Linked DNA regions of Mus musculus: region 2 is linked to region 1. Evidence: chromatin contacts called from ENCODE Hi-C or POLR2A ChIA-PET data. All regions are on one chromosome and are shown on one strand. Each heading gives the region's core, a stretch centred on a gene start or an enhancer-like site at or near the end of the contact. The rest is flanking DNA. Distances are from core to core; before and after follow the strand shown. Region 1 holds the start of Evpl (envoplakin). Region 2 holds the start of Srp68 (signal recognition particle 68).

Region 1 (7,683 bases), core at 2,615-5,114:
CAGAGCACGGTACTCCGAGCACTCCTGGGTCACCCGCTCATGCAGCTGCTTGATGCTGCCAAGGAAGAGCCGCCAGGTCAGCGCTGGGCTGCGTTCTCCGGGGATCCCCCCCACCCCTCCACGGTGAGACCTGCTCACTCACTCTTTCTCAATCTCCTCAGCCTGTGGGTGCTTGAGCCGCCGCGCCTTGTCTACATCCAGGAAGAGATCTTTGAGGAGTACCTCCGCTTCCTTCAGGTTGCGGCCAGTCTCCTGCTGGTGTTGTAAAGCCTGGTTCTGCTCACCATTCTGCCGATCCTGGTGAGACATGACCCACGTGCAGGGCTCAGAGGCTCACAACTTCCCCAATGTTCTCTCTGACCTGGCCCTGCTGGACTGAGCTCTCCCCACCAGGCCCTGGGACTAGTTGGACCACCCCACCTTGGGGATCACCAAGCAGAAGGCTAGGGCATCCATATAGCAGGTGGCAAGGACACCTAGGTCAGCTGTCACACTAAACCCCGTTTCTCACTTTGGCTGAGGCAGGATGCAAAATGTCCCTCTATTTGACCCCTAAAGCAGGGAGCAGGGTGCAGAAGGAAAGCCCTCCCTTCGGCTGTGGTGGGCTGTGGACAGATCTCTCTTCACAGGAGACCCTCTGGGGACTCTCTGGCGTTGACCCTGGGGCTCCATGCCCCTCCCTTCCTGTCCTGACAGAGTCCTTACCTGTTGCAGCTTCTTCTGCGTCTCCAAAATGTCTCTTTCCACCTGGTCAGCGTTGGCTTGCATGCGGGAGATGAGCAGAGCCAGTTCCTGGGTTGCAGCCCTGGTGGATTGTCCGGGCCAGAGGACAGCAATCATGGAAAGGCCCTCTGTGCCAGCCATGTAGGACCCGCTCCCCCATCCCCCACCCCGACCTTCCACAGAGTAAAGTCCATGGTCTGAGCTCTGAGAGGCTCAGCCTTAGATGGAGGACGAGGGTACCGTCCCCTGTAGAGGGTTTAGAAGGTGAGAGTCTAGGACTCTGTGGGGCTACAAAGCATGCATACCTCAGGTCCTCCAAGACCTGCCCAATGCCTGCCTGCTTCCTGGGTTGGTGGCAGGTGGCCCAGAGAGAAAGGAAATTACCTAGGACGGCCTATCTGGCTTCAGGAGAGGCAAAGTGCTAACTGACCTGAGGCCAGGGAGTAAAGGCAAATCCCCAGCCTCAGCTTCTCCCCAACCCTGCCTTGTCCGCTTCCACCGCTCTTCTTGCCCAAGGGGCTTCAGCAGTAAGGAGATTTTAGTGACTCCCTGGAGGAACCAGGCAGGGAGAGGCCAAGAGATGGTTGGGGTGCCCCAGTATCCTCCTGCTGACTTAGTGACCCCGAGGAAGCCTGTTGCTCGGCCCCCAAGCTTCTCGCCCATGCAGCTTTCAGAGGTCCTACTGTGTGCCTGCGCTCTGGGGGTGTGAATCAGGCTGCAGCTTTCAGAGTTCCTACTGTGTGCCTGAGCTCTGGGGGTGTGAATCAGGCAGACCTGAACACAACACCCTGCAGGAGTCACACTCCCTCCGGGCCGCAGGGAAGTGTGAGTGCCAGTGAAGAGAATTGTCTGACTAAGTCTGTGGCCGCGATGGGTCTGGTCCTTCTTACGAGTACTCAGTACATAGCCAAGGTTGGCCTGGCTCGGTCATCCTGCCTCCTCCTCCTCCTCTTCTTCCTCCTTCTGAGGTATTGAGTCCATAGGCATATGCTACCACATTTGGGTTTACTTATTTAATTTTTTTTTTTTTTACCTTAAAAAGACAAACAACAGTAGGGCAGTGGTGGCGCCCCCGCCTTTTATCCCAGCACTCGGGAGGCAGAGGCAGGAGCATTTCTGTGAGTTTGAGGCCAGCCTGGTCTACAGAGTGAGTTCTACACAGAGAAACCCTGTCTCAAACAAACAAACAAACAAACAAAATAAAAAATACTCTTCCCCTCCCCCAAACAACAAGAACCCACAACAACTAAGTCTTATTCTATATCCCAGGCTGGCCTGGAACATACTGTGTTGTCCAGGCTGGACTACCAAGTTCTGGATTACTGGTGTGGGACATGGGTTCTTTAATATCTTCAGCACAGGTTTTGTTCTGCTTCTATGAGACAGGCTCTCACTATGTACCCTTGGCTAGCTCAGACTCACTATATAGCCCAGGCTAGCCTCAAATTCATAGAGATTGCCTGCCTGAGCCTTGAGTGCTAGGATTAAAGTTGGCCTGTGCCACCATGTCTGGCGCTGAGCACAAAGGTCTCCTAGGTACTTAAAGAATTAAGCCATGGGAAGCAGCCAGCTCAGTGCCTTGGAGTCAGCACCCAGTATGTATCATTTTATTTTTATGTGTACGGATGTTTTGCCTAAATGTATGTCTGTGTATCATGTGTGCGTCTGATGCCTGTGGAGACCAGAACAGGATTCCCTGGACCTGAAGATGAATGTAGAAGCTGGGAATTGATCAGAGGTCCTCTGGAATAGCCAGTGCTCTTAGCCATTAAGCCATCTCTCCAGGCCCCAATCTCACTGTGTGGCCCTAGCTGGCCTAGCCTCCAACACACAGATCCGCTAGTCTCTGCCTCTGTCTGGAGTGCTGAGATTAAAGGCAACGTGTTAATTTTTATTGTACGGAAGCGAGCACTTTCAAGGTAGGGATGCCAGTGTTTTGCTGGCTAGGGCATTCCCAGAGGCTAGGGCAGTCTGGGCATAAAGAAGAGCTCAAGGAGTTGACACCTCTGAGGGGAACAAGGAGCCCTCAGCAGGACGTGTGAATGAAGTTACAGGAGTCTGGGACTGGGACCAGGACGCTTCTGGGACTCCAGGGAGAGCCCAGCCTCAGGTTGGGCCTCCTGACAGAGATGCTTCTGCTGGGAGCTATGCACCCCACCCTGGGCTGGGCGCAGTGCCTCAGGGAGACAGGTCACTGCAGTGAGAGTCTTAAGCACTGTCTTTCCTGTTGGCCCAGATGCCCAGCCTCTGGGTTGGCACCCTGATCACTGTCGAGGTAATGGGTACCTGGATCTTTGCCTTTCATCTACACTCTTATCTTGACACCTCTGCACCCCGACCGACACCTGAATCCAGGCAGGCTGCCATCTCCTAGAGAGGGCTTGGGGCCAGTGAGTGGGATGAACGTGGTCAGTTCTCTCTGCAGAGAGCCACTGATCAGAGCATGGCACCACCACCTCCTGTCACCCCCATGAGAAAGGCCTCCTGACTCTTGAAGGAGACAGACAAGACCCAGGGTTGGGACCTGGGGGGAAAGTGGTTTAGGTGGGGTGTACTCCAGCTCAGAAAGCCCTCTCTCTCTTGAGCCTCTTACTCCTGCCCACCCTGAATCCACACTCACTCCAAGATTTAGCCAACCCAAGTGCACCATCAGGGTTGCGTGCCAAAACAGGGAGCCAGATTCTGCTGGTCCCAGCCATCCCGTCCCGCACCTCTGAAAGGGCACCCTTCCCCTGTGCCCCCCAACATCCCTCATCCGCAGGAGAATGTGGGTGGCAGCAGGCTATCCATCCCTTGCTCAACCTGGGCCACAGGCAGGAGAGAGGCCCTTGGGCCCTTAGCCTAAGGACACCAAATGCCAGAACTGAGCTCTGCCGCCAACAGGTAGTTGGAACATACCTGGGCCCTGCACCACCCTGATCCCAGCACCGCTACCCAGGGCCCCACTCACCGATTGTGCTTGTTGGGGGAGCCCTTAGGGGACCCCTTGGCTGGGGAGCCCTTGGGGGACCCCTTCCCCTGGGAGCCTTTGCTCAGCCCCTTGAACATGGTGGTGAAGCAGGTGCCGGCTCAGGCTGGGCTCTCCTGGGAGGAGGGCGGCGGGAAGGCGACGCGCGTCCTCGCTGGCTACTAGCCGGGCTCTGGGGAGGTGGGGCGGCGGTCGGGGAAGGCAGTTTCTGGGAGGCTCCTCCCTGCAGGTGCGGTGTCTCTGCCAGGCCCGGCCCGCGCATGCCCCAGCGCCCGCCCCGACGTGCGCAGCCAGCTCCTGCACAACCAGTCTGGGAGGAGAGGGCACAGCCCAGGGGCGGGGCGCCCGTACGACTCCCACGGAGGTTTGGACTTGTTACACCCACATGCCCAGCCAGAGAGCGGGGATCACACCCAGGTGGGGAAGTGGCCAGGCTGGAGCATAGCGAGACAGACTGACTCAAGCACTTGTTCAGGTCCTGGCTCAGCGGGTCCTAGAGCTGGGGTTAGCCAACCTCAAAGGCTCTTGCACAGAGGTCCACTATCAACCGGGCCCCCACCCATAGCTCGGCCTGCCAGGAGAGGTGGAGAAGTGGAGAGGTGGGGCCACCCGGGCCTTGCTCTGTCTCCCACGGAGTGCTAGTAGACATTCACATCAGACAGCTATCTTTTTTTTTTCTTTTAAGCTTGAGAGAGGCTTTTGCTCTGTAACCCAAGCTGGCAACCAACCTCCCCGCCTCAGCCTCCCAAGTGCTGTCATTACAGGTGGGAACCACCATAACTGCTCTCAAATCTATTTTTAAAATGCGGGTGCCACCCAGCTGGTTCTCCATGTTCAGATAGGAACTCAGACTAGCTTCTGAGAGGCCAGGCTACCCAATGCATACCTTCTCAAGTCACGACCAGAATTGATCAGCCCTGTAGAGGAGCCGCAGGTCTCTGAAGTCCACAAGTACCCTGCTTGTTACTTTGTCTGGTTTCCAGGTAGAAAAGCCACTGACTAGTCCTTGTGGTTTCTACCAAGTCAGACAGACTGTCTGATGATCACATTGTCTTAAGATTTAGTGGCATGGGGCTGGAGAGATGGCTCAGTGGTTAAGAGCACTGACTGCTCTTCCAAAGGTCTTAAGTTCAATTCCCAGCAACCACATGGTGGCTCACAACCATCTGTAAAGGGATCTGATGCTCTCTTCGGGTGTGTCTGGAAACAACTATAGTGTACTCATATAAATAAATCTTAAAAAAAAAGGGGGGGGGCTGGTGAGATGGCTCAGTGGGTAAGAGCACCCGACTGCTCTTCCGAAGGTCCAGAGTTCAAATCCCAGCAACCACATGGTAGCTCACAACCATCCGCAACAAGATCTGACTCCCTCTTCTGGAGTGTCTGAAGACAGCTACAGTGTACTGTATATATTAGTAAAATAAATCTTTAAAAAAAAAAAAGATTTAGTGGCTTGTCTCTCACATCTGACGCCAAGTCAACTCCTATTTCTAGCAGGGCCTCGGTGCAACAGAAGAGGCCCAGCCGTCTTTTGGCTGCATCTCACCAAGAAGCTACTGATCATGGCCACTGAAGTAGAGAGAAGATTCCATTTTCAGCTCCTGAAAGAGGTTGCTAGTAGCAAAGGGAGCCGAAGAAGGCGGAGGGAGGACCTGGCAGAGCCAACAGCCACAGGAAACACAGTGGCCTACGATGCCCACTGCTCCAGGCACAAAATGATTAGTGAGATGTCATCAAGGGTGCAAACCACTCAGCCTTTGTCCCAGCCCTCCCCCATTTCAATCCCGGTGACAATTTCCTTCTAAACACTAATGTCACGCCTGCAATCAGCTCTCCTCCCAAGGGGCTATTTAAGTGACTGCATAGCCCAGAGGTCCGCACTAACTACCACCTTCCCCCCCAGCCTGGGTGTCCACACAGCTGTCTTCACCTTTGAGACAGGGCACTTCCCGGGAGGCAGTAGCTGTGGGAGGTGGGGTGGAGTGGTGGAAGGTACTCAGACAGCAGCTGGTCTGAGCCATAGGGCTCCAACTCCTTTCCAGAAGCCCTCCAGGCAGAGACCAGCACTGTGGTGGCCGAGCACAGCTCCCAGGCTCAAGGGCTAATTGACTCACTGCAAGAAAAAAACAAGAGCTGACCTCCTGGTGTGACTGTCCACTGTCCGAGGAAATCAAATCAGCTCCCAGCGGAGGGCTGGCCAGCTGCAGGCAGGAAGGCTCCCGGCTCTGATCCGCCTCGTTGTGGCTGCTCCACATCTGAACATGCCTAAACCAAAGTGAGATGTATACTCCAGGTTCAACATTTATACTGTCTCTCAAAGGCTTTCCATGGAAAAGGACAAAATGTCGAGCTCTTTCCCAACATTAATGATACGTCGCAATGATGCTTTAAATATATTGAGTTAAATATATTAATCCTCCCCACATCACACCCCACCTTTTAAAATGGTTTTTTATTTTGGCTTTTACTATTGGGGATGAAGCACAATTCGGTAGAGGGCCAGCCTAGTGTTCATGAGGCCCTGGGTTCGATATCCAGAGCTGCATAACCCCAGTGTTGTGATCCTTCCAATTCAAGACTGGATCGGTAGAGGCAGGAAGATCAGTAGTTCAAGGCCACCTCTGCCTATTTATTAAGTTTGAGACCAGCCAGAGCAATAGGAGGCCCTGTCTTAAAAAGAAATAAATAAGCATAAATAAATAAATAAATAAATAAATAAATAGGGGGCTGGAGAGATGGCTCAGCAGTTAAGAGCACTGGCTGTTCTTGCCAAGGACCCAGGTTCAATCCCTAGAACCCACGTGGTGGCTCACAGCCCTCCGTGACTCTAGTTCCAGGGGATCTGACACCGTCTTCCACCCTGAGCCTTGCATGCCTGGTGTGCACAGGAAAGGATGTAGCAAGACACTCACATAGAATTTAAAAATAAAATTTAAAATAAGTAAGTCGGCCGAGCAGTGGTGGTGCACAACTTGAATCCCAGCACTCAGGAGGCAGAGGCAGGCAGATTTCTGAGTTCGAGGCCAGCCTGGTCTACAAAGTGAGTTCCAGGACAGCCAGGGCTACACAGAGAAACCCTGTCTCGAAAAACCAAAAAAAAAAAAAAAAAAAAAAAAAAAAAAAGAAAGAAAAAAAACCAACCAAAAACCAAAACCAACCAAACAAAAACCAAACAAACAAATGAATAAACAAACAAGCAAACAAATAAAGTAAGTAGCTCTGTGGCTCCTCACAGGTGAAGCTTGTGTCCATAGCTCATGCTGCATCTCTCTGACATACGGGTGGGTGGCTGACCGTGCTTGCTATTCCAGAACCTGAGGGAAGGATCAGAAGTTCAAAGTCATCTTCATGATTGAAGTCCACGAGGCTGTCACAAAACAAAACTCTATGGCACAAGCCAGTAATGGTGATGCATTCCTATAATTCCGCCATTTGGGAGGCAGAGGCAAGAGGACTGACGCAGAATTGGATGCCAAGACCCTGTCTAAAACAGAGAAAGAAACAACCAGAGACTTAGTTAGTCTTAGTAGCCTAGCTCTGACCTACCAGTTGAACAGGGTAGACCCCAGGGGCCCACCTACAGCCCTGTGGGACATGGTGGGACATGGTGGGACATAGTGGGACATGGTGGGACATGGTGGGACATGGTTTCTGGTCCTCCCTGCCCCTTGCCCTGCTTCCTCCTCTGTGGATCCAGGCGTTTGGAAGCAGCTGAGTTTCCCAGTCCCTTTCTTCCCCTGTGACTTCAGTGGCAGGGCGTTCATGTCCCTAATCTGCAACTCCAGGCTGAGGTGGGCAGCTCATGTGGATCCATAGTGGGCTCTGAGGAGGGCCGAGCAGACTGAGAACCATGCAGCACAGCTAAGTACAAGACCAGCTAGGCCCCTGGGGAGCACTTGGTAAACACGCCAGGCCTCAAGCCTCCCCTAGCTCAGGAGCCCCTTCAGCGGGCCACGGCCCCTGGGAGCAGATGGTGGCAATTAATTCTCTTT
Region 2 (7,683 bases), core at 3,204-5,703, 36 kb after region 1:
GGACAGTGATAATCAGCATATGGTTACTAGCACCTGTCAGCCTAGCGAGCGCACTTCCATGAAAATCTGTTGTGTAAGAAAGCCGTGGGGTAGAGCTGCTCCCAACTGTCATCGAGCAGAGCCTCGTTAAACAACTGGGATGCGCAAGTCCTGTGACTAGAGATAAACAAGCGCAGCCCTAAACAAGGGAGAGTGAGTTATGAATTCCCTTCAGGAAGGGAGCAGCTCCACACAGGACATTCCACAGGTCCCGCTGTCCCTGGAACTGCAGAGCAGCACCTGCTCAGCTCCTTGTTCTCCGCTCTACTCCACTCTTCCTAGGTCATCAGTGAGGCCCAAATTGGGGCCAGGGAGATGGCACCGAGGATAGAGGTATCTGCTACCATGCAGATGACCTGAGTTCCATCTTTGGGACTCACATGGTGGAAGGAGGGAACCAACTTCCTCAGCTGCCCCCTCAAGTGTGCCTCAGCAAGCATGTACCCATATACAAACACACGTGAACACAAAACATATAAAGACACTGAAAAAGAAGTGAGTGGAGAGATGGCTCTGGGGTTAAGATCAAGTTCTGTCTTCCAAAGGCCTGCGTTCAGTTCCCAGCAGCTCATCAGACGGCTCATAACTACCTCTAGCAGGAACTCTAGCTCCAGGGGACCCAACACCCTCTTCTCTACTCCACGGCACCTGCCCAGAAGAGAGCAGCAGACTCCCTGGAACTGGAGCTACAGGTGGCTGTGAGTCAATCTGTCAAGCCAGCCCAAGTCAGACTCAAAGAAAAGCAAGATCTAGGGATACACAGCAGAGCACTTACCCAAGTGCCTAAGGTTCTGGGCACCCCCCCCCCCCCCCGCAGGACCATAAACAAACAAACAGCCTGAGACTGGCAGGCATGGAGAGCCACACCTGTGCAACTACCACGTGGTAGGCTAACTTAAACAGATCCTAACTTAAGGCTTAAACAGATCCTAACTTAAGGCTAGCCTGGGCTACGTAGCAATTCAGAAGCCAGCCAGAATTATATAGTAAGACTCTCTCAAAAAGCCAAACAATGAAACATGAGCCAGGTGCCCACCAGTAAACCGAGCTCTTGGCAGTCAATGAGAGCAAGCTGGAGGCCAGCGTGGACAGCGCAGATGCGAGTCAGAACACCTAACCCAGACACCGGATCTAAAGCAGATGCGCCCGCCCGGAGGTGGGATGTAGCTCAGCAGTAAAGTTCTTCCAACCCCAATGACCTGGGCTCTATCCCCAGAAAAATAAAGTTGCATTTGAAAAGGGCACATTCGCATTCTAGTATATGAAAAAAGTGACTGCAGGATACCTAGCTAAGTAAGGGGAGACTGGGGTCAGTTGTGTCAAAGAGGCCACCTGAAAGGGTTTCTGCAGACCAAGCCTGAGTCAATTTAAGCATCAAAATAATATTAGCTGATGTCATAAAATCAACTGGACACTACACAATGTACATGAATATACTAAGAGCCTAACAAGAATGCACATTCACGGGATTTCAGAGTTCCTTCTTATAAAATACTTAGAGGAGAGTGACCTTACAGGGAGAATATCCCTGGCTCCTTAATCAAAGACAAACAGACCTCAGCAAGCACTCACACCATGAAGAAATTATTTTTATTCTTTATGTGTGTGAGTGTTTGACTGAATGTATGTCTGTACACTACATACATGGAGTGCAGGCAGGGGCCAGATGAGAGCTTTCAGCTCTCTGAGACTGGAATTCCACACGTGGTTGTGAGCCACCTGGATGGTGCTTGCTTGCTTTTTTTGGAGGTTTTTTTTTTTTTTTTTGGTTTTTTTTCGAGACTGGGTTTCTCTGTGTAGCCCTGGCTGTCCTGGAACTCACTCTGTAGACCAGACTGGCCTTGAACTCAGAAATCCGCCTGCCTCTGCCTCCCAAGTGCTAAGACCAAAGGCACGTGCCACCACTGCCCGGTCCTCTGGTGCTTTTCACACTGAGCCATCTCTCCAGCCCTCATAAAATGTTAAACTTAGAATACATACCTTTTGAAAATGCAGTATAATGCTGAACCATCTAGGTACATTTTCCCAGATAGCAGAGTGAGCAGGAGTTTAACAAAGGCAGCTACGTTAGAAAATGCCACAATTACTGCACGGTGTGCAGGACACTAACCTGTACCGCTGGAAGTCTCCGTGCCGTAAGCCATGCTGCTGCTGCGACTCCTTAATGATCTGCAGAACTAGAGCCTAGGTCAAGGAAAAGCTTCCGGGGTGAGAAGACAGCAGGTCAGGCGCTGCCCCAACGGCACACTGAACTGTGGGAGCCCAGGGATGGTAGCCTCCGATCCTTTTGTAACTTTCCAATAGTCACTTTATCAAAGGACAAGGCTAAGTTTATACTTTTATGAACTGTCCCAACTGTTACTATTTTCAGACAGAACTAGAGGGCAGTACTGGTAGGGAGTCTCAAACCCAGCAGATTGTTCTAAATGCTGCCTCAGAGGTACCCACCTGGATCTCACATGCAAGGAGACTCCAGTTATAAATGTCAGGTTCTAACTACACAGCTATATGCCGCAGCCAGTGCTTGCCAAATTTACATCTTGTAACGCTCAAAATCTATGATCAGCACAGTGTCAACCAAGATACGCCAATTTCCATTAAAAAAAAAAATCCAAGTTTTTCTTTTTCCTGGGCATTCTAACATGTAGTAAGAACAATAATACCAGAGCAAAAAGCAAAGTACGAATCCACGAGAATTTACATACACACACACACACACACACACACAAAGTGCATGTTTTATTTCAGAAATTCCTCTAAACCACCTCCATTTGGTATGCATCTCAAAAAGCCACAAGGGACTCCAACAATAGTATATGCCTATTATCTCAGCATCAGAGGGGACGGCGGGCGATGAGAAGCAGCTCAGGGCCAAATTGGGCTACACAGCCAAACTCTGTCTCAGAAACCAACAAACCAGCTGGAGAGGGCTCAGTGGTTAACAGCACTTCCTGCTCTTCTGGAGGAATCCAGGTCGGCTCCCAGCACCCACGTGGAGGAACTAAACATCTGTAAGTCTAATTCCTGGAGATCCATATGTTCTTCAGGCCTTTGTGGGCACCAGGCACACATGTGATACACAAACATGCAGGCAAACACACACATAAAATAAGATAAAGCAACATTTAAAAGTATTTAAAATAACACGTTAAAAAAAAAAAGCCACATGCTATTAGAACCACACAAATGATATATAAGCTAATACAAACCAGAAAATGTTTCCTGAGGGTTGGGAAGACTGCTCAGCTGGTAAAGGACTTGCTGTTAGCAAGCATGAGGTCATGTTGGGATCTCCCCAGAACCCACGTAAAAAGGCCATACTGTTGTTTGCACACGTAATCCCACAGCTGGGATGGCAAGAGACAGAAAGATCCCTGGAGCCCACTGGCCATACAGTCTATTCCAAGTAGTGAGCTGCACTTTTGGAGGGAGACCCAGTCTCAAAGGTAGAGAATTAGGAAGACGTTGACCTGTGACCTGCAGACACAGCACCAGCGCTTACACCTACACCCATACCCATGCGGACTTGGACACTCAAAAAAAAAAAAAAAAAAGTAACTCCTACAGTTCTTCGAGAAGAGTCCAACAAGATAAAATGCCTTACAGACCTACTTTTGAAAAAACAAAAAACTATACACATGATATTAACAAACTAAAGTAACTACTATTCAAAACAGGTAAGCAGCAGCTTTCCTGGAGAGCACTCTCCCTCCATTTTCAAAGCATCTCGCTGTTTTATGACCCAGGGTTCGACAGCTGTCCGACAACAGCTCCACGCTGAAATGTCAAGGCTGCAGTTTCCCCTCCACAGTCCGGTGGCTCAAGGTACCGACCAGGAGCTCTGTGGGGTGGGCAGGGTGTCAACCCCGGCTCAGCCCTCCAACTGGACATCTGAGGGGCACAGAGGGAACCCTGCCTACCATCTCTATACCCCTTGCAAAAACAAGCTCCGGAAAGCCAGGACGAGAGGCAAACCATGCACACGGGAATGCCGAAAGTGAAGGGCAGGAGGCAGCGGCGCACCTCGGCTCCGCAGCCCGGTGCTGGCCCCCGCCGCCTCGCCCGCCCCCAGCCCTCCGAGCGACACGTAGTCATTGCGAGTTAGGCCACCGCTCGAGGATACTCTCCAAACTCAGGCTGTCCCCGAACTCTTTGTTTGCCTTCGATCCGGCTGAAGGGCGTTCGTTTTCTTTATTCTCGTCTCCTCCGGCACTGCGTCCGCCACCGCTCCCTCCGCCGCCGCCGCCGCTGCCGCTTCCACCACCACCACTACCACCACCCGGGATCTGCTTCTCAGCAGCCATCTTGCCCCTGAGCCGCAAAGCACGATGGAACGGAGCAGGCGAGACGACCAGCGGCGAGAGAGAGCGGCACTTTCCAGGCTGGGCCGATGGTACACTGACGGACTCCGCCGCAGACCGCGGATGTCTTGGGCCTCTGTGGTGTGTTGGTGTGCGCCTGCGCCTCCTGGGTTGAATTCGTGGCTGTTGCTGGGTCTCCGCATTTCTAAGGATTAGCCTCGCTTCAAATCTACCAAGGATAGGAGGACCCGAGAAAGATGCCCACCTCATGCATCCTTGCACCCAGAGAATGGTAGTGTACGCCTTTAATCCCAATACCGAGGAGGCTGAGGCTGGAGGATTGCCTCGAGTTGAGGTCAGTCTGGGTTGCACAGTTAGACCTTATTTAAAACACACACACACACAGACACACACACACACACACACACGAAGAGGCCTCGGTCAGAAGGCAGTGTCCCCAATAGGAGCTTGAGACCCGTGGCCTCCTCTAGATCATGTGACCATCCAAGTATGACTTTTATTAATCTTTGCGGGCGAGTACACCAGGAGTCTCAGTCTTGTGCCAATCACGGCAGGTGAAAAGAAGCTGGCCGCGTAACTCAGTCTACCCTTTTGTGTTACTAAAGGAGGTTGCAAAAAAATGTATGACTCCAACCCTTCCCCCCATCGGAGTTCAGAGATCAGCTAGTGTGGAGTACTAGTTCTCCAGCAAAAATATCAAGGAAGACTGGGCCTGGGCAGATGGCTCAGTGGTTAAGAACACTGGTTGCTCTATCAAGATGATCTGGGTTTAATTTTTAGCACGAGAATGGTGGCTCAAAACCATCTAGAATTCCAGTCCCAGGGATCCAACCCTCTTCTGGCTTCGTAGTCTACAAAACACATGTACACAGACATACGTGTAGACAGAATGTTCATATACATAAAACAAAATAAAAATAAAGGTTAAGGCTTTTGAAAACAAAAAATTAGACAAACTGCTTTCAGAAGGTGGGAGGCAAAAACTAACCTCAAAAAGTGGTCCTCCGAATTACACTCACATACTGAGCTGTGAAGCATGGGCCTGCACACACACACACCTAAACAATAAGCCATGGAGATGGCCCAGCAGGAAAAAGAACTTGCTATATAAACTTTTTAAAAAAGATTTTTATTTATTTATTATTATATCTAAGTACACTGTAGCTGTCTTCACACACAGATCTCATAACAAATGGTTGTGAGCTACCCTGTGGTTGCTGGGACTTGAACTCAGGACCTTTGGAAGAGCAGTCAGTGCTCTTAACCACTGAGCCATCTCTCCAGCCCCCACCTCTTTTTTTTTCAAAGATTATACTAAAGGTGGTTTATTGGGAAGCTGCTCTCTGACTGAGTTCACAGACCCCAAGAACTGAGGCCAAGTCAGTTGCCATGAGGAAAGGGGGAGGGGAGAGGAACGGAGGCCTGCAATCCCAGGGTGCAGCTAAAAATACAAATAAATGGTGTCTTAGAGTTTCTGCTGATGTGATAAAACATGGTGGTTTGAATAGGTCTGGCCTCCATAGACTCATGTGTTTGAATGTTTGGCCCATGAGGAGAGGCACTATTAGGTGTGGGCTTTAAGGTCTCTTTGCTCAATCACACCCAGTGTGGAATTAGAGCCTCCTCCTAGCTGCCTGTGGAAGACAGTCCCCTTGTCCCTTCTTGGCTTCTCCAGCCCCATGTCAGACTGTGTGCTGCCATGCTTCCCACCATGATGATAATGGACTAAACCTCTGAACCTGTAAGCTATTCCTCACTAAATGTTGTCCTTTATAAGAGTCACCTTGGCCACGGTGTCTCTTCACAACAATGGAAACCTAAGGCAAACATCATGATCAAGAGCAGATTTGAGAAGAAAGGGTTTATTTCATCTTAACTGCTCTCAGGTAACAAATAATCCACCTCTGAGAGAAGTCAGGACAGGAGCTCAGGGCAGAACCTGGAGGCAGGAACTGAAGCAGAAGCCACTGAGGAACACTACCTACTGGCTTGCTCCCTCAGCCGGGCGATGGTGGCATACACCTTTAATCTCAACCCTTGGGAGGCAGAGGCAGGTGGGTCTCTGAGTTCGAGGCCAGCCTGGTGTACAGAGTGAGTTCCAGGACAGCCAGGGCTACACAGAGAAACCCTGTCTCGAAAAAACAAAAAAACAAAACAACAACAAAAAAAGAGTTCCTTTTAAAATATGTCAAATTGACAAAATCATACATAATATATATATGAGAAGCAAGTTGGGCGGTGGTGGGCATAGCTTCAATCCCAACCCTCAGAAGGCAGAGGCAAGGGCTGGTGAGATGGCTCAGTGGGTAAGAGCACCTGACTGCTCTTCCGAAGGTTCAGAGTTCAAATCCCAGCAACCACATGGTGGCTCACAACCATCTGTAATGAGATCTGACTCCCTCTTCTGGAGTGTGTGAAGACAGCTACAGTGTATTTACATAAAATAATAAAATAAATCTTTAAAAAAAAAAAAAAGAAGGCAGAGGCAAATGGATCTTCTAGTTTGAAGATAGGCTAGTCTATAGAGTGAGTTCCAGGACAGCCAGGACTACACAGAAAAAAAACATGTCTCAAAAAACAAACAAACACACAAACAAACAAACATCTCTTAAATATCTATCCCATTTAAATGGAAAAGATGCTGCATAACCTCGTGATATTATTATTCCTTGGCCATAAAAAGAAAGAGACTACTAACCATGTCACAGCATGGATGAACCCTGAAGACATTGTAATAAACAGTGAAAGGAGTCAGATGCCAAAGAGCTCATATTTTGTGATTCTATGTGTATGAAATGCCTGGATTGGGACAATATGTAGATTAGAAAGATAAGCACTTGCCAAAGGCTCGGGGTGAATTTTGGAGGATGCGGAGGTGGCACATAAAGTGGGGAGAGAAGTGTTTAAAACATTGGGTATCACATTGCACACAATAGGATGGCTTCTTTCCCAAAACAAACAAGAGCATAACATGTACATGTGAGTATGACGATTGTCACCCAACTCCATAAACATACCAAAAACCAAGCAAATGCTTTTTTTAAAAAAAAGATTTTATTTATTTATTTTATATATGTGATGAGTACATTGTAACTGTCTTCAGACACACAGAAGAGGGCATCGGATCTCATTACAGATGGCTGTGAACCACCATGTGGTTGCTGGGAATTGAACTCAGGACCTCTGGAAGAGCAGTCAGTGCTCTTAACCACTGAGCCATCTCTCCAGCCTCCAAGCAAATGCTTTAGATAAGTATTTAGGGGAAGCTGCTGGGGAGGAGAGAGCAAGTATATCAGTGTTCTCCTCAAAGCCCTTCAGAATC

What was found. Hi-C counts contacts between places; a loop is a spot of excess contacts on that map. ChIA-PET counts read pairs that join two places held with the same protein, here RNA polymerase II (POLR2A).
Region 2: POLR2A ChIA-PET joins it to region 1 with 12 read pairs in Patski. The contact joins the promoter of Srp68 here to the promoter of Evpl in region 1. A Hi-C loop is called at or near these places in 2 of 37 maps with a recorded cell type or tissue (gastrocnemius and v-Abl transformed pro-B cells). POLR2A ChIA-PET finds 5 or more read pairs at or near these places in 3 of 5 experiments (Patski and embryonic stem cell).

The regions. Positions count from the first base shown.
Region 1 is chr11:116,234,227-116,241,909 of GRCm38, forward strand. Evpl (envoplakin) reads right to left here and starts at 3,865. Exons shown (of 22, transcript NM_025276.3): 1 at 3,674-3,865; 2 at 706-805; 3 at 143-297; 4 at 1-55. The coding sequence starts at 3,771. It overlaps Gm33250 (a long non-coding RNA gene), which reads left to right. Exons shown (of 8, transcript XR_389161.4): 6 at 1-76; 7 at 162-300; 8 at 3,921-4,000.
Region 2 is chr11:116,269,764-116,277,446 of GRCm38, forward strand. It overlaps Srp68 (signal recognition particle 68), which reads right to left and starts at 4,454. Exons shown (of 16, transcript NM_146032.3): 1 at 4,163-4,454; 2 at 2,150-2,216. The coding sequence starts at 4,343.